Regions from separate parts of the Mus musculus genome. Here region 2 is linked to region 1. A link is a loop called in an ENCODE intact Hi-C map of the cell type or tissue named here. Cell type or tissue: heart. All regions are shown on one strand. Each heading gives the region's core, and the rest is flanking DNA. Links, peaks and the distances in the headings are about the cores only.

Region 1 (7,456 bases), core at 1,089-6,088:
TCTAGGGCTTGCTGGACTTAGATTTTGGAATAAGCTGAGATTTGGGCTATATAGCTGTTTTCTGGTATGTAGAACTGAACGAGGCCAGATATGACATCCCTACATGGGTGGGGCCAAGGAATCTCAAACTGAGCGTGCTCAGACCTAGCCCACGTGGACAGAGATAGTTCTCTATTTCACCTTTGAAATACTGACTCTCTTTTCTCCACCTCCTCCTTTATCTCTTCAGCCAGGGATCATCACCTGCCTGAAGGCCTCTGAGCTCACTCCTGGCCCTTCCACCCACATCAGTGCATCTCCGCACTCCCCACAGGTGCCTGAAATGCCTGCTCTCCTTTAAGCCTCTTTCTCTTGGCCCTAATCCTGACTCCTTGTCCCTTGCTTACTCAAGCTCATGGAGACCTGCTGTCCCCTCACAGAGGCTGGGCCTTGGCTCCGTGACTGTGATCAAAGACAGCAATCAGGATCATCTGGGGCTCTTTGGCCTCTGATATGAGAAAGGCATGTCCCAGATTTGAGGGATGCCCTCAGCTAAGTCCCACAGTGAAGCCCTAAGGCCTGTGACTGCAGATGACATAGAGGGAGCTGGGACATGAGATAAAAACAGTCATCTGTCCCTGGGAAGCCCTGAGATTTTTTTGTTCTCCCTCCTGTTTGTTACACAGTGTTGCTGTGTATGACTGCTAACTATCTCATGAGGTTGCTTGCTACTTGTAGAGCAAAATCCAAGCTCCATACGCTGATACCCAAGCCTACTTTCAGCACCTTACATAGCCTTGCCTCACCACGTGAGGAATCTGCTCAGCTCTTCAGCCACGGGCTTCTGTTAAGTCAGTGACCACGTTAGACTTCAGCAGAAGAGCAGCTCCGATAAGCAAAGAACCCCTGACCCCTTAGCCAACCTGGCACCCGCCTGTTCTCTGCAGAGTACACTGGGGTTGTAGCTTGCAATTTGCTTGGACATTTGATTGCTATCCCTGCCGTCCTTATAATGTTTGTCATACTTGGGGGGGTTGGTGGTGGTGGTGGTGGTGGTGTGGGGTTTTTGTTTCTGTTTGGTTTTTGATTTTTTGGTTTTGTGGGTTTGTTTTGTTTTGATTTGGGTTTGTTTTTTAGATTTGGTTTGGTTTGCTTGCTTATTTAATGCCTATTCCCCCAGGCTAACAATGCACTCTCAAAGTCTCAAAGAATACTTGGTAATCCTTGGGTCCAAGAGCTAGCACGTGTACTGACTCATAGTAGGTCTTCAGTACACTTTGTGAACCAAAGGGGAAAGACTAAACACCTTGAAAGAGGGGTATGAAAACAGAGTAACTGTTAATTGTTCAACTGGTAATGTGCCGGGCCCCCTGATGAGATGCTTGCATTTAACAGAAGACAGTAACCAGGTTACAGTTGACTGGATACCTCTCTTCTATATCAGGCCACCTCTGTCTCTGGAGAGAGGTGAAACCATTCCATATTCCCGTGGTAGGTGGTCTGGGCGCAGAGGGCATGGGACATTTGGGAACATCTGGAGGCTTGCTGGGACCAGGGAGCATTAGAATGACTAAGTGGACTTCTGCCCATTCCAAAGGGTTCTCCACCTGGAAGAGTCTTGACCTTCTGATTTGCAAAGCATTTTCCTTGAAGGGGCAAGAAATGAAGAGAAGATATAAGCCCCAAGTAAAGGCCTGAAAGGGTCAGAGGCCATCTGTCTCCCCACGTTCTTTAGCTATGCCCCCCACCCAGTTGCTCCCTCTCACTGGCAATGTCCATTCTTCACTTTGCCACCTCTTCCATCCCAGCAACCGCCATCCCAGACACCACAGCCCAGCGTATCCTTTTTAAATGCCGCATGTCAGCTTCGTTCAGTAAGTAGGGGAGCACAGAGAGGAAATGGGACCCTCGTTTCCATTCGGGTCACAATTAAGTTCATTCAGCCTGCAGAATGAGATTACAGCATGGCACAAGTTTGTAGGGGAGAAGGGGGCTTCTCACAGAAACACTGAAATCTCCCAAGCTCGTCCTCAGAGCAGCTCTTGGTACTCTCAAGACTTGAGCCCTACAGTCCCCCCTCCAGGCCCATATTCTTAACCCCAGCCCCTTCCAAGACACAGATGGCACCAAGGCTGCATCGGTGTGAAGGAGGGATGGTCTGCTTTAGGCCTTAAACTGAAAGGATTACAACTTGAACTGGAATTTCATTGCCAACAAGATCATTTTTTCAGACTACCATGACAGCTCAGCCATGTGCCTTAATACAGCAGCAAGTTCAGTACCCCTAGAACCCACAAAAGAGCTAGGCACAGTGGCAGTGTATAACCTCAACCCTGGGGAGGTAGAGAGAAGAGGCTACCTGGGGCTTAGTAGGCAGCCAGGCTAGCCGACTCCCTGAGTTCCAGACCAGTGAGAGATTTCATCTCAGAAACAAAGTGGATGGCACCTGAGGAATTAGACCCAACATTGTTGTCTGGCCTCTACACACACACACACACACACACATACACACACACACACACACCTCCTTTTCCAGGGGTCCAAACAGGAAAAAAAAGGATAGCCTGTAAGAGGCCAGTGTTGGTTAGTGAAGATGAAATGGGTCAAAGGTCAAGGAAACAGAAGATTTGGATGAAAATTAGGTCCAACAGGAGCATCATGGCAGGGAGGGTACCACTAAGCAGGTTTGCAGCCTGCACTACCAAGGCAGCATGCGTCTTCAACTGTCTTCTCTTCCCCTTGGCAGTTGGGCCATTTCATTTTACTGATGTCACAGGCTAAGTTGTGTCTCCACCCCTATCCTATTAGCCTGCCCCATGCTCTTGTTGGAAGTCCCAATCACTGATACCTTGGAATGTGAGCCCTTAAAAAGAGAGGGCCTTTAGAAGAAAATTAAGACGAGGCCCCCAGGGTGGGCTCTAATCCTGTACATGTGGCCAAAGCTGTTATAAGAAAAGGTTGTAACACAGACACACAGAAAAGAGGCCACGTGAGGACACAGTCTATCTACAAGCAAAGGACTAAAAGCAACCCTGCCAACACTTTGACCTCAGCCTGCCAGACTCCAGAATGCTGTGAAATTCCTGTGAAGGTGCCAAGTGTTTGTAGCTGCCTGATTGGCCCCTATAGTATACAGCAATTTCTGTTCCCTCCCATCCATGAAGACTCAGAATGAGTGACGAGAAAGGACATCCCTGATGTTGTCCGGGCGACTGTCCACCCATCAGGACAGTACCACTGGGATGGTATAGTAGTTGGGCACATACAGCATACAGAGAGCCCCAAAGAGAAACAGTGATTGAAATGATTGGCTGGGCATAGCTCAGTGGATAGAGTGCTTGCCTAGCCTGTAGAATGCCCTGTGTTCTATCCCTGGCACTCTATAAACCAGGCATGGAGGTATGCCCTGGTAATCTCAGGCCTCAAGGAGGAAAGAGGACAGCAAGATCTTCCTCAGCTGCACAGTGAGTTCATGGCTAGCCTGGAACATTAAAAAAAAATGAGACCCTGTTCTTAAAAAAAGAAAAAGAGAAGGAAAAAGAAGAGGAAGAGGAGGAAGAGGAGAAAGAGGAGAAGGAGAGAGAGGAGGAGAAGTAGGAGGAAGAAGAGAAAGAGGAAGAGGGGGAAGAGGAGGAGGAAGAAAAAGAAGAGAAAGAAAATCATTTTATTTTCACAAAGTTATTCTTACAGTGTTTGCTGCAAAATTACATTTTTTAATTTTTATTATATATATATATATATATATATATATATATATATATAAGCTTTTAAGCTCTACAGCCTCTTAGATAAACAAGCCAACACTTACGAAATATAAATAGGGAAGATCCAACAACTAAAAATAAGCTCTCTCCTCTTAGCACAGCCCTAGGGCCCTGTGGATCCTCTTGCAAGGCTGGCCTCAGCTGCCACCTGCTTCTGTCCCCAGGGTGCTGGGCTCGCAGGCAAGGTGTCATGTATCCCCACCCTGACTCTGAGCTAGCTCTCCTGGCACCCAGGGCCTGCCTCCTGATCCTGCAGAGAACTCCAACTCACAGAGCAAGGGGGTGGCGGGCATACACTAGGGTCCTGCCTCTCCACAAGAGCTGTGCACAGCAAGTTACATGACACACACCACTCTAATCAGAAGCAAACCAGAATACAAGCCAGCAGGGAGAGCACCTTCCAGAACTCCATGCCTCTCTATGAGGCTGCATAAGCTGCGGGCAAGCAGGAGATTCCATGAAGGAAGTGTCTAAGAAAAGTGGCTTGCGTGCCCAGCACTGAGTCATCCTGCAAGTATGCTGGGCTGTCCTAGAGATGCCTGTTCTCCCTGCCCTGCTCTCTGCTCTCCTTGACACACACACACACACACACACACACACACACACACACACCTGTCCTCTTTACCCACCCTCCTCGCCCCGCCCTTCTCACCCCTCCCTCCTTGCCCCGCCCTCCTTCAGCTGTGGGTATTTATGTATAATCAGAGAAATCTCTTTCCTTAAACCACAGAGTCTGATAGCCACTGTGTCTAGCACTTTCCATCCCGACAGCACGCCCCATCTCACCTCAACACCTCTCGATCCTCGTGCATCTCTGGACATTCAGCACACAGAATGGGGTTCCCAGACGCCCCGAGAAGGGACCGGGAGAGCATGGCTGGATTTCACCCTCATTCAAAGCCATCTCAGCCCTTTAAATGTATATTTCTCACTTGATCCCACTTCTTCACACTTGTGTTAGGATATGATTTAACATGAAATGTGAAATACTTGCTTGGTGACACTCGGGTTCGGTCTGCACACTGATTGCATGGTGCTATTCCCCACAGAGAGCTGGAACTTCAAGACTGGAGCGAAGGAGAAGTGCCTTGCTCCCCGGGGAGCTCAGGCTGCATAAAACCTACTCAGGAGGAGAAAGTGGGGTACACAGCAGGCAAGCAGCCAGAGTCAACTGCCTCCCCACCCCCAGGAGCCCTGTGCTCCTGACTCTTGCGATCCCACAGAAAGCACTGAGGAGCTTAGGCAGGAGACCAAGCTTTCCCACTCTCTTCTGCAGGGGACAGGGTGTCATGTACTCTTTCCCAGACATCTCTTGGATTTGGGGGGGGAACTTTGGGGGCTTGTTGTTGTTGTTGTTGTTTGTTTGTTTGTTTGTTTTTTCTGTCAGGCAGCTGTCACTTGGCTGGGAAGATGGCTCAAAAGATAAGGTGCTTGGTATGCAAACATGAGGACTTAAGTTCAAATCCCCAGAATCCATGAAAAGCCAAGTGTGGAAGTGCTTGTGTGTTATCCCAATGTTACTGTGGGGAGACAGAAGGAAGAGGTGGGAGGAATCCTGCAACAACAGAGAAGAAGATGAGGACCACACCTGGGATTATCCAGACTGTCCTCTGACACCCACACACATGCTAAAGTAAGTGCCTGTGCATGAGCACACACACACACACACAAACACACATGCACATACAAACACACACACATATAAACACATGTACATACAACCACACATGCACATACAAGCACATACAAACACACATGCACATGCAAGCACATACAAACACACATACAAACACACACACACATACAAACACACACATGAACACACACACACATGCACACATACAGACAGACATACATATAAACATATACGCATACACACAATTGAGGCCCAGAAATGATGCACCTACCTAACATTTGCCAAGTCTTGGATTTGATATGTAGCACTGAAGATACATGCCTTTGAGTTAAATTGATACTGGCCTTAATACATTCTCCGGAACCTACCATTTTCTGTAGTACCTTGAAAAATTCATTTTGAATCTTTCTGTGGGTATGTGTGTGTGGAGTGTGTGTGATATGCAGATATGCATGTTAGTGCATACAGGTTCATGTGTGTGGGTGTGCATGTAGATATTTAGAGGCTAGAGGACACCACCAAGAATCTTCTCCAGTCACTCCCCACCTTTCTTATTATTATGAGACAGGGTCTCTCACTGCACCAACTCAGCCAGACTCTTTGATGAGCAAGCCCCCAAGGGATCTCTTGTCTCTACCTCCCCATGATGAAGTCACAGGCACAGCTGGCTACTTTCATATGGGCAAATCCAAGCTCAGGTCTTCGTGCTGTGTGGCAAGTGCTCTTCCAGCTATGCCCTCCCCACCATCCCCATTCTAAACCTTCAGCACATTTAATTTCCCCCTGAAATGGGCAGCTATAGCCCTTACCTTGTAGGGTTTGATAAGAATTGATCAGGGAACCATCCCAACAAAGATGATGGCAGAAAAGCAGAGACTAACCAACAGATGTAGCCAGAATATCTTTATCGTTATTTCCATAGAAAGTTCTCGTAATAATGAAATATGCTAATGAGTGGTGCCTTGGCTATTGTAAAACTTGAAAAGTCAACTGATGTGATATCCATTGCACAGGTAGAGAGACGAAGATCATAGAAGGGTTGTTGGCCTGTGCATAACAAATCAATGTAGAAAATGAAGTTCCCAGATTGGTCGTTCCTTATATGCCAGGCCCAGCTGTGACCTGTTGTTGACGCCCTGGGGGACATGCAAAAACTACACGATGGTAATCATGTCCGAGTCATAGATGAGTCCCCACTCCCGTTCTGCTGGCTACATCAAGGATCATGCATGCTGACCTGATATAGATCGCCTCACTTTTGGATTAATTTGTATCCAAATTCACTGGTGTTGCAAAACCAAGAGAAGCCTGATACATATGTTACTTTTGTGACCAGGGTTATCCATTCAGTCCTCCATGTGAACCTTGCCAGGGAACCCTATGCCTACGCTAGACCTGAGATTCCCATTTGTTTATTCCAGGAGCTAAAGCCATTAGGGAATCATGAGTTATTAGTCATGGAAGAAGGAATGGAAAAGGGCATTTGTGAACAGGAAGAGTTAATGCCTCTTCAGTTGCTTATGATATTCAGTAGTAATGTGGCCTACATCTACCTACTTAGTAGCGATAGCATAGTATAATATATAGAAAATAGCCAGTTATGTCTGTGACTCCATCATGGGAAGGTAGAAACAAAGTATAGTATAGTATACATACTTCCAGGCTACGTTGTTTATGTTTGGCTTTTGTTTGTTTTTGTTGCTTGCTTCTTTTTCTTTGGCGGGACAGTTACAAGGGCAGAGCGTGGATCTGAAGGGAGATGAGAGGGATTGGGGTGCATGATGTGAAACTCATAAACAGCCAATTAAAAAGTTAAAAGAAATAACAAGGCAAATCAATCAGTAAAAGACAAGAATGGGGGAAGCAAAGAAATCAAGATGTTAAATCATGCAACATGGGAATGGAAGTAACTATGATTAGTATGTTCAAGGAAACTAATGAGAATATAGACAATTTCAGCTGAGAACACAAAACTATAAAAGGAATAAAGAATTTTCCACAGAAAAGTAATTAAAAGTCAAGATTTGGTAGGTGGATTTAATGGTGGATTCAAGAGGTCAAAGACAGATTTAGCAAA
Region 2 (7,456 bases), core at 1,658-6,657, 190 kb after region 1:
TTTGTTGTTACAAGCACATCGTATTATTTTTGTGACAATTTACAGCCAATACTGAAAATCCTTTTAACTGCATCCAGTATTTTTCTTTCAGCAAGCACCCAGATCTTCAGGACACCATAATATGATGTGCTTGCTTTTACAAGAGCACAAGAAAAAGCTTGCAGATCTGGTCAGCTCCTGAGCTCCTGTTTTCCCTGAGGGCACCTTGGGTGGAGAGTCCATCTCCAGCACTAGACAGACACGGGGATGAAGGCATCCGAAAGGGTGGAGATGTTTGAGGAAAGCAACATCAGCATGTTTGAGGGCCCAAGTGGCTTTACGATAAAATAAAGTTAATGTGTTTTTATAAACTAATTTGAAAAAGTCATAATTATATGCAGTACTTTCTCATTTCACTTGCCTCCTGCTGTAGCCATTGGTGATAGAACGGCGAAGGCAGAGAATGGAAGAAAACATGATTGTGCCCACCCCCCTTTCTTTTTAAAATCACACTTATTTGTGTTTTCTGGAGTGGTGGTACAAATGGGGGCCGAAGGACAACTCCTAGGTGTCAACTCTCTCCCACCATGTGGCTCCTGGCCTTGAGCTGAGCAGCCTCAGTCGCAAGAAGCATCTCACTGGCCCCAGCCCATACCCTGAAGCTTTCTCCTACCAGGATTCCAGTTCTAAAAGACTCCCCTAATTCTAAAGAGAAGAACATAGACCAGAAGGACTTCACCTCATTTCACGTCGGTTATACACTGAGAAAAGTGGAAATAGTCACACTGTCGAGCATGGCTTAGGCAGACTAAGAAAGTATCTGAAATACACTGATTTCTGCATTTTCTGCTATTGGACTCGATATGCAGAAAGGAAAACAAACCAGAAGGGCAGAAACTGAGTGCTTAATAGCTATTTTAATTTATCCCTCTTCTTTCCCTGTTTGATCAAATTCTCCTGCACACTCTTTTGCAGATTAAAGTTTATTTTCACAGGCAGTACCTCGGTTGAAGCTGCTTTTCAATCAGAGGAGGATGGATTAAACTGCCCTCCTCCTAATTGCTTCGTGAAGCCTTGCCTTCCCTGTATCTCACTAGAGTTTCTTAAGAAATGAGGCACTTATGTATCCCGAGGGCTTAAACAGCGCTTTCTGAGTTGGAGGGGAAAGGAGGGCGCCTGCTGCATTAATCATTGAGTCCCATCAATCAGGCCTCCAATCCAGCTCCCAATCCATGCAGGAGAGGAGTACCTGGGGAATGTCTCCCTCTTTGCAAGCTGTCATGGAGGCTTGCAAAAATAGATGTTTACATGCAAACAAAGTTATTTTAATGTAACATAATGCTTGGGCATACGGTGTATAATATCCTACAAAATATCATACCAGTTCCTTAGCCAGACTATTTGCTTCCTGCCTACTCCCAACTTTTCTGCTTATTGGCGGCAAGCATGAATGTTTTAAGGGACAATTTGGTTCCAGACCCATTTTCAAAGATGATAATAGGCTCGGTGACTAAGAGTACTTGCAGCTCTTCCAGAAGACCCAGGTTCAATTCCCAGCACCCACAATAAATCCAGTTTCCTGATTCCAGTTCCCAAAGGGTCTCCTGCCTTCTTACCAGGCATGCAAGTAGTGCACAGATGTACATACGTGCAAAACATAAGATAATTTTTAAAAATTGAAGAGAAAGGACATAAAGGGACAGCATGGTCTCTGTCGCATAACCAACATGTTCATTCATGGATAGTTCAATGAACAAATTGTGGTGCTTGGACACAATGAAACACTTATAGAATTATAAGAACAGCCGTGGGACTCTACAGTTATTAACACAAAAGATGCAGGGTGTTTTCAATAGCAGAAGCCGTTCGTGAAAGTGCTTTGTAATGTCGACTCCCATCTCCTGTTTAATCATCTACTCAAGTGTTTAATGGTGCCCGGTGGTGGTGGCGCACGCCTTTAATCCCAGCACCTGGGAGGCAGAGGCAGGCGGATTTCTGAGTTCGAGGCCAGCCTGGTCTACAAAGTGAGTTCCAGGACAGCCAGGGCTATACAGAGAAACCCTGTCTCAGAAAACAAAACAAAACAAACAAAAAACAAAACAAAAAAAAATCTTATGGTAATCTTTTTTTTTCTTTTTGTGTGTGTGTGTAAACCTAGGCATGTTTGCATGTGTGCACAGGCTTGTGTAGGTCCATTGCCTGTGTTTGTGAGACCCAGTGCTGATGGCAATCAGAAATCTTCCTTGATCACTTTCTACCCTGCATAGAGGCAAGGTCTCTTGCTCAACCTGAAGCTCCAGGTTCAGTTAGCCCTGTGCTAGCCCACTCACTCCAGGGATTCCTATCTCCAGATTCAACTTCAGCATGCTGGGATAGCAGATGGCCACCATGCCCACCCAGCTTTTATGTGGGTACTAGGGATTTGAACTCTGGTCGTCCCTCTTGCACAGCAAGCTCTTTACCCACTGAGCCATTTCTCTAGCCCTCCTGTCACCGTGAAGTGCCAATGTTAGTTTCCAAAATGATAGTCTTTCTAAAATATCTTTTTAGTATTTGAATTTCTGGCCACACTGCATTATGATATAAAATAGGCCGTGGGTGATGTGTAAAATGCCCAGCACTTCGGGGACTGGATGATTTATTTGAGTCTACCTGCCTCTGTTATTTTTGAGACAATGTTGGGTACATGCAAATTCAGGATTGTTATAATTTCTTAGCGGTTGTTATAATAATTATTATTAACATTACCATTAGTGTGTGTGTGCATATGTGTGCATGTGTGTGTGCATGTGCGTGTGCGCGTGTGTGTGTGTGTATGTGTATGTGTAGGGATGTCCGTGCAATAACGCTGCACAGAGGGCAGAGGACGGCTTATGGGAACTGGCTCTTTCCTTCTATTCATGGCTCTCAGAGACTGATTTCAGGTGCTCAAGATTATGCAGCCACTCTTTTTTCTTTCTTTCTTTCTTTCTTTTTAATTTAATGATGACCCTCTTAGGCTGAATGTTGGTGCCTAAAGTATATTAAACATAATTGATATGCCACCACCTTTACCAGCTTAGTATTTATCTGGCTTTTATTTCCCATAGTTCTTTCTCCTGCAGATGTGAAGGTTCATGAAATGGCTCTATCGCAGTTCAGGTGATCTCTATTTTGAAGCAGATGGGCTCGTTTGCATTTGTTACAACTGCTAATTTTGTATTTATTTCCAGCATCTTAGTTTATGTTTTCTATTTGCCTTTTTTTAATCTTTAAATTACACTCACTTTTGTATGTGTGCAGGTGCGTGTGCACATGTGTGTGGGGAGCCATAAGCATGGCTGGAACACAAGGAAGTCGCTCCGTTCCTTCCTCACCAGTGGGATGCAGCCGGACCCACTAATGATTATTTTCACGATCTTGTTTATCCTCTTTTGATCTCAGAGCTATCATTTGGAATCGGATCTTCCAACTCGCGTGGATCAGCCCAGGCTCCGGAGGAAGCAACAGCTTCAGAGGGGCTTTAGGTACTGGGTCCCAGTGTCCCAGCGACACTCTGCTTTCTGCGGACTCTGTGGAACATGAATGTTATCCCCAGGAGGAGAGTCCAGCCAATTTGTGGCTCCACTCCCAGCTCAAGAGCCATGTGACTTGGCTACATAGCTCCCTTGGCACACCCCGCTGCCAAGAACAGCCCTGGCAAGGTAGGTCTGAGTGAAACACGGGGTGTGGTTTAAAAAAAAAAAAAATGCAGTTGGCCTGACTGGCTTGCTGTGACGGTGACTTCAAAAGACTGGAGCGATCTGTGGACTCAGCGCCATCAGCAGTAATGAGTTGAGAAGCTAAAATAAACTTTTCTCAAACATAGCTGATACAACAACAACAACAACAACAACAACAATCTCCCCCCACCACCACCACCACCAAAAAAATAAAACAGTTTAACCATATTAGAAAAAAACTGTTTATTTAAAAGGCTGACCTGTCTTTCTAGCTTAGTTCTTCTATTTTAAAGCCGTGGTCATAGTAAGGGTGGTGGTTTCAAAGAGCATGTGCCTAAAAAGTGTAAGGAGTACCATGAACTACAGGGAGGCTTGTTAACTCTAATTAAAATAAAAAATAAAAATTAGGCCAGGCACAGTGGTACATGTCTTTAATCCTGGCACTGAAGAGGCAGAGGCAGGTGGATCTCTGTGTGTTCGAGACCAGTTTGGTCTTTTGTTTGTTTGTTTGTTTTTTCGAGACAGGGTTTCTCTGTGTAGTCCTGGCTGTCCTGGAACTCACTCTGTAGACCAGGCTGGCCTCGAACTTAGAAATCCGCCTGCCTCTGCCTCCCACCGTTTGGCACTTATAATGAGTTCTAGGAAAGTGAGGAGTACAGAGCGAGACCCTGACTCTTACTCTTAATTAATTAATTAATTAAAAATAAAGTTACATTATTGAGTTTTGTGAGATTTTATAACATTTAACTGTAATTGAAGTTAGTGTTTGTTATAGTGCCTATTTGTATGCTAAATGAGCCTAGCCTTTGTGCCTGACTTCTATTGGAGTGTGCCTGGATTATTACTTTAGGAAGCTACTGCTACTTTAGACTACACAACAGTTGTAGCCCTCTTTTTGTTCTGTTTCTTTTTGCTTGCTTGTCTGACAAACTTCTGTTACTTCTGTTTGCTTGTTTTGTCTCGACAGCCACCCCACCCCACCCCCGCCCGCTTGGCCGCCCAGCCCTAGATTCCAGGCCTTGGGTACCTGGGCTTTTCCTACAGTGGTGGGCTTCATGCAGGTCTTCACACTTCCAGAAGAAGCATTTAACTGACCGAGCCATCCCAGATCTTTGTGATTCTTCCCTTTTCTGTGTTCAGTTTTGGTTTTGAGGCAAAGTATCTCACTGTCCTGGAACTCTCTGTGTGAGCTAGGCTGGCCGGCCTGTGAGCTGAGGGGTCTGCCTGCCTCCTGCCTCCCTCTCTCCAGGGCTGATATTAAAACCCAGGATGCCACACCAAGCCTTTGCACGTGGGTCCTGAGGATACACAACTTGAATCCTTAGGTTTTCCAGGCATGGCTTTACTAACTGAGCCATCTCCCTGGCCTCAGAAAATAATATCTTTTTTAAATTATCAAAGTTATAAAGAATAATAAAGATCCAGACATGGCAAGGCACACCTGTAATCAGGGAGGTGCAGGCAAAAGTTCAGGGCCAAGGAAGAGAGAGGGAGGAGATCTCCATGAATCTGAGGCTATCGTGGTCCACAGAGTGAATTTCAGTCAGCCAGAGGTATAAGTAAAATCGAGTTTTTCTTCCCAACCGCTTAACTCCCAGAAATAAAGACTCGATAATTGTTTACTGATAAATGTGTATGCCATAAGCTTTGGCTTACTCTCCAACTAACTCTCAACTTATTATCCTCTAATTCTAAGCTAGATTCAGCTACATGGCTGGTTCCCTCTCCTTATCTTCTTACATCCATCTCCTTGGCAACCCCAAAAACCTCCCATGTTCGTCTATCCCAGAATTCTCTGTATCCCTGCTGGATGTTCCACCTCCTATTTCCTGCCTCAGCTCATTGGCTGTAAGCTTTATTTATTGGCAGGTGATGCTTGTAAGAGAGCCTCTCTACAATCCTTCACTACGTGGCATGTTTGAGACCAGCCTTTGGGCTGATCCTACATAAGATCCTATCTTAAAAGAGAGGTGGTGGGGGAGAGGGAGGGGAAGAAAAATGGACAAAAGAACAACAGAAGAGCCCGAAGCACATTATTTCTGCACCAGCATCCTCACATCACATGGAAGAAGATGGTGAAGCTTGTGAATCATTACTTTTAACTCCCAGTCTTCACATCATCCTGTATCCACCATCGCTGGTTATTGTGGCTTTGACTCTACGGAGGTCTCACACAGCAGCCTTGCTATGTGTGGTGTTAGCTGATGCATCATTTCGTAGATGCTGTGTATGTTTTCTGCTTGCTGCTGCTGCCACCCAGATTGCAATCCTGAGTTTCCCTTATGTTGTTGGGCATGGCTATAATTTATTCATACTCGTTGCTAAATAGTATTCCACCACCTGTCTTTTACTGTTCTGTCAGTGGACATTGATCAGCTTCTAGCTCTTTCCCGGGAGCTATAGTGCTGCTCTGAGCATTTCTGCTGAGTGCCTTTTGGAACAGGCTGTCTTCTCTAGAGTTTAAATCTAAGAGTGAAATTGCTAGGCCATCATATTCACGAAGCAAAATTGTCCTCCAAAAAGATTGAGCTAACCAACAGGGTATGAGGGATGGTCTTGCTCTGCACAAAGTATTTGGCAAGTTCTGAGAATTCATTGTAGGATTTCACACACCTATGGGGCCGTTTGTGTTTCCATGAAACACCTCTTTTTGAAAAGAGTGACTTGTCTTCATCTTATTGATATGTAATAACTCTTTATATGTGCAGGATACAAATACCTTGGCAACTGATTTGCTTGGTTTGTGACATTGGAGATTGAATATAGGGTGCATTCTGGGTGAATGGCTTCCTACAAACTATGTCCCCAGCCCTCTTTTTACTTATTGTTTTGACACAGTCTCAGGTTGGCTGTGAACACACTTTGTAATTCAGTGGATTAGTTAGGGTTCTCTAGAGGAACAGAACTGACAGAATAAACTATACAAATCAGAATTCTTTGTTGACTGTGGTCCAGCTAATCCAACAATCTATGTAAGCCCTATCAATGGAAGCTCCAAGAATCCAGTAGTGTTCAGCCCATGAGGCTGGATGTCTCAATTGGTCTTCAATATTCATCAGAATGCCGAAGAAGTAGGCTCTAATGCAAGTGAAGGGATGGACTTGCCAGCCTGAGTGAGGGCAAGCAAGCAAAGGGCAAGCTTCCTTCTTCCACATTCTCTGAATAAGCTGCCAGAGGAAGGTGTGGCCCACCTTAAAGGTGCATCTTCCCACCTCAAAAGCTTCCTCTTCCTATCTCAGAAGAATTTGGATTAAAAGCAGGTCTTCCCACTTCAAATGGTTTCATTAAGAGAAGAAAACCCCTTACAGGTGTGTCCAGCATTTAGGTCTTAGTTAATTCTCGATGTAGTCAAGTTGATAACCAGAAAATAGCTATCACCTTCAGGTAGGTCCCTTCAACTTGTGTTTTCCTGATCCAGCTCTAAAGTGGCTGAATCTCTGCTCCTAGGCTCTTGTTATCCACATCTTGTTTTATTTTCCTATGTCTGTGTGTGTGTGTGTGTGTGTGAATGTGTAGACCATAGATTGACCTTAGAATACCTTGCTCAATAGCTTCTCCACCTTACTTTCTGGAAATTGGCTTCCAGTGAACCTGACATTTGCTGTTTGTGCTAGACTAACTGGCTAATAGTCTGATCCCCCAGGACCTGCCTATCTCTGCCTCCTGGTATCGGACTTCTCAATTCTGGTCATGATCTCCAGCTTTTATGGGGGTGCTGGGGGTCCAGACCCAGGTCTTATGCTCGCATAGCAATCACCTTACACACTGGGCCAGCT

Evidence for each region. Hi-C counts contacts between places; a loop is a spot of excess contacts. Peaks named below come from ENCODE experiments on the same cell type or tissue, not always from the same donor. Only the 100,000 strongest peaks of a DNase experiment are listed, where the experiment ranks them.
Region 2: it touches region 1 in a loop (2.8-fold over the local background); 7 of 42 quality-filtered maps call a loop at or near these places.

The regions. Positions count from the first base shown.
Region 1 is chr17:4,781,435-4,788,890 of GRCm38, forward strand. No RefSeq gene overlaps it. Among named protein-coding and RNA genes, the nearest start is that of Gm34371, 9.5 kb to the right of the region's middle. In heart, for the core only: no CTCF peak of the experiment used is centred there; DNase peaks (open chromatin) are centred at 3,067 and 3,987.
Region 2 is chr17:4,971,329-4,978,784 of GRCm38, forward strand. No RefSeq gene overlaps it. Among named protein-coding and RNA genes, the nearest start is that of Gm41517, 6.9 kb to the left of the region's middle. In heart, for the core only: no CTCF peak of the experiment used is centred there; a DNase peak (open chromatin) is centred at 3,633.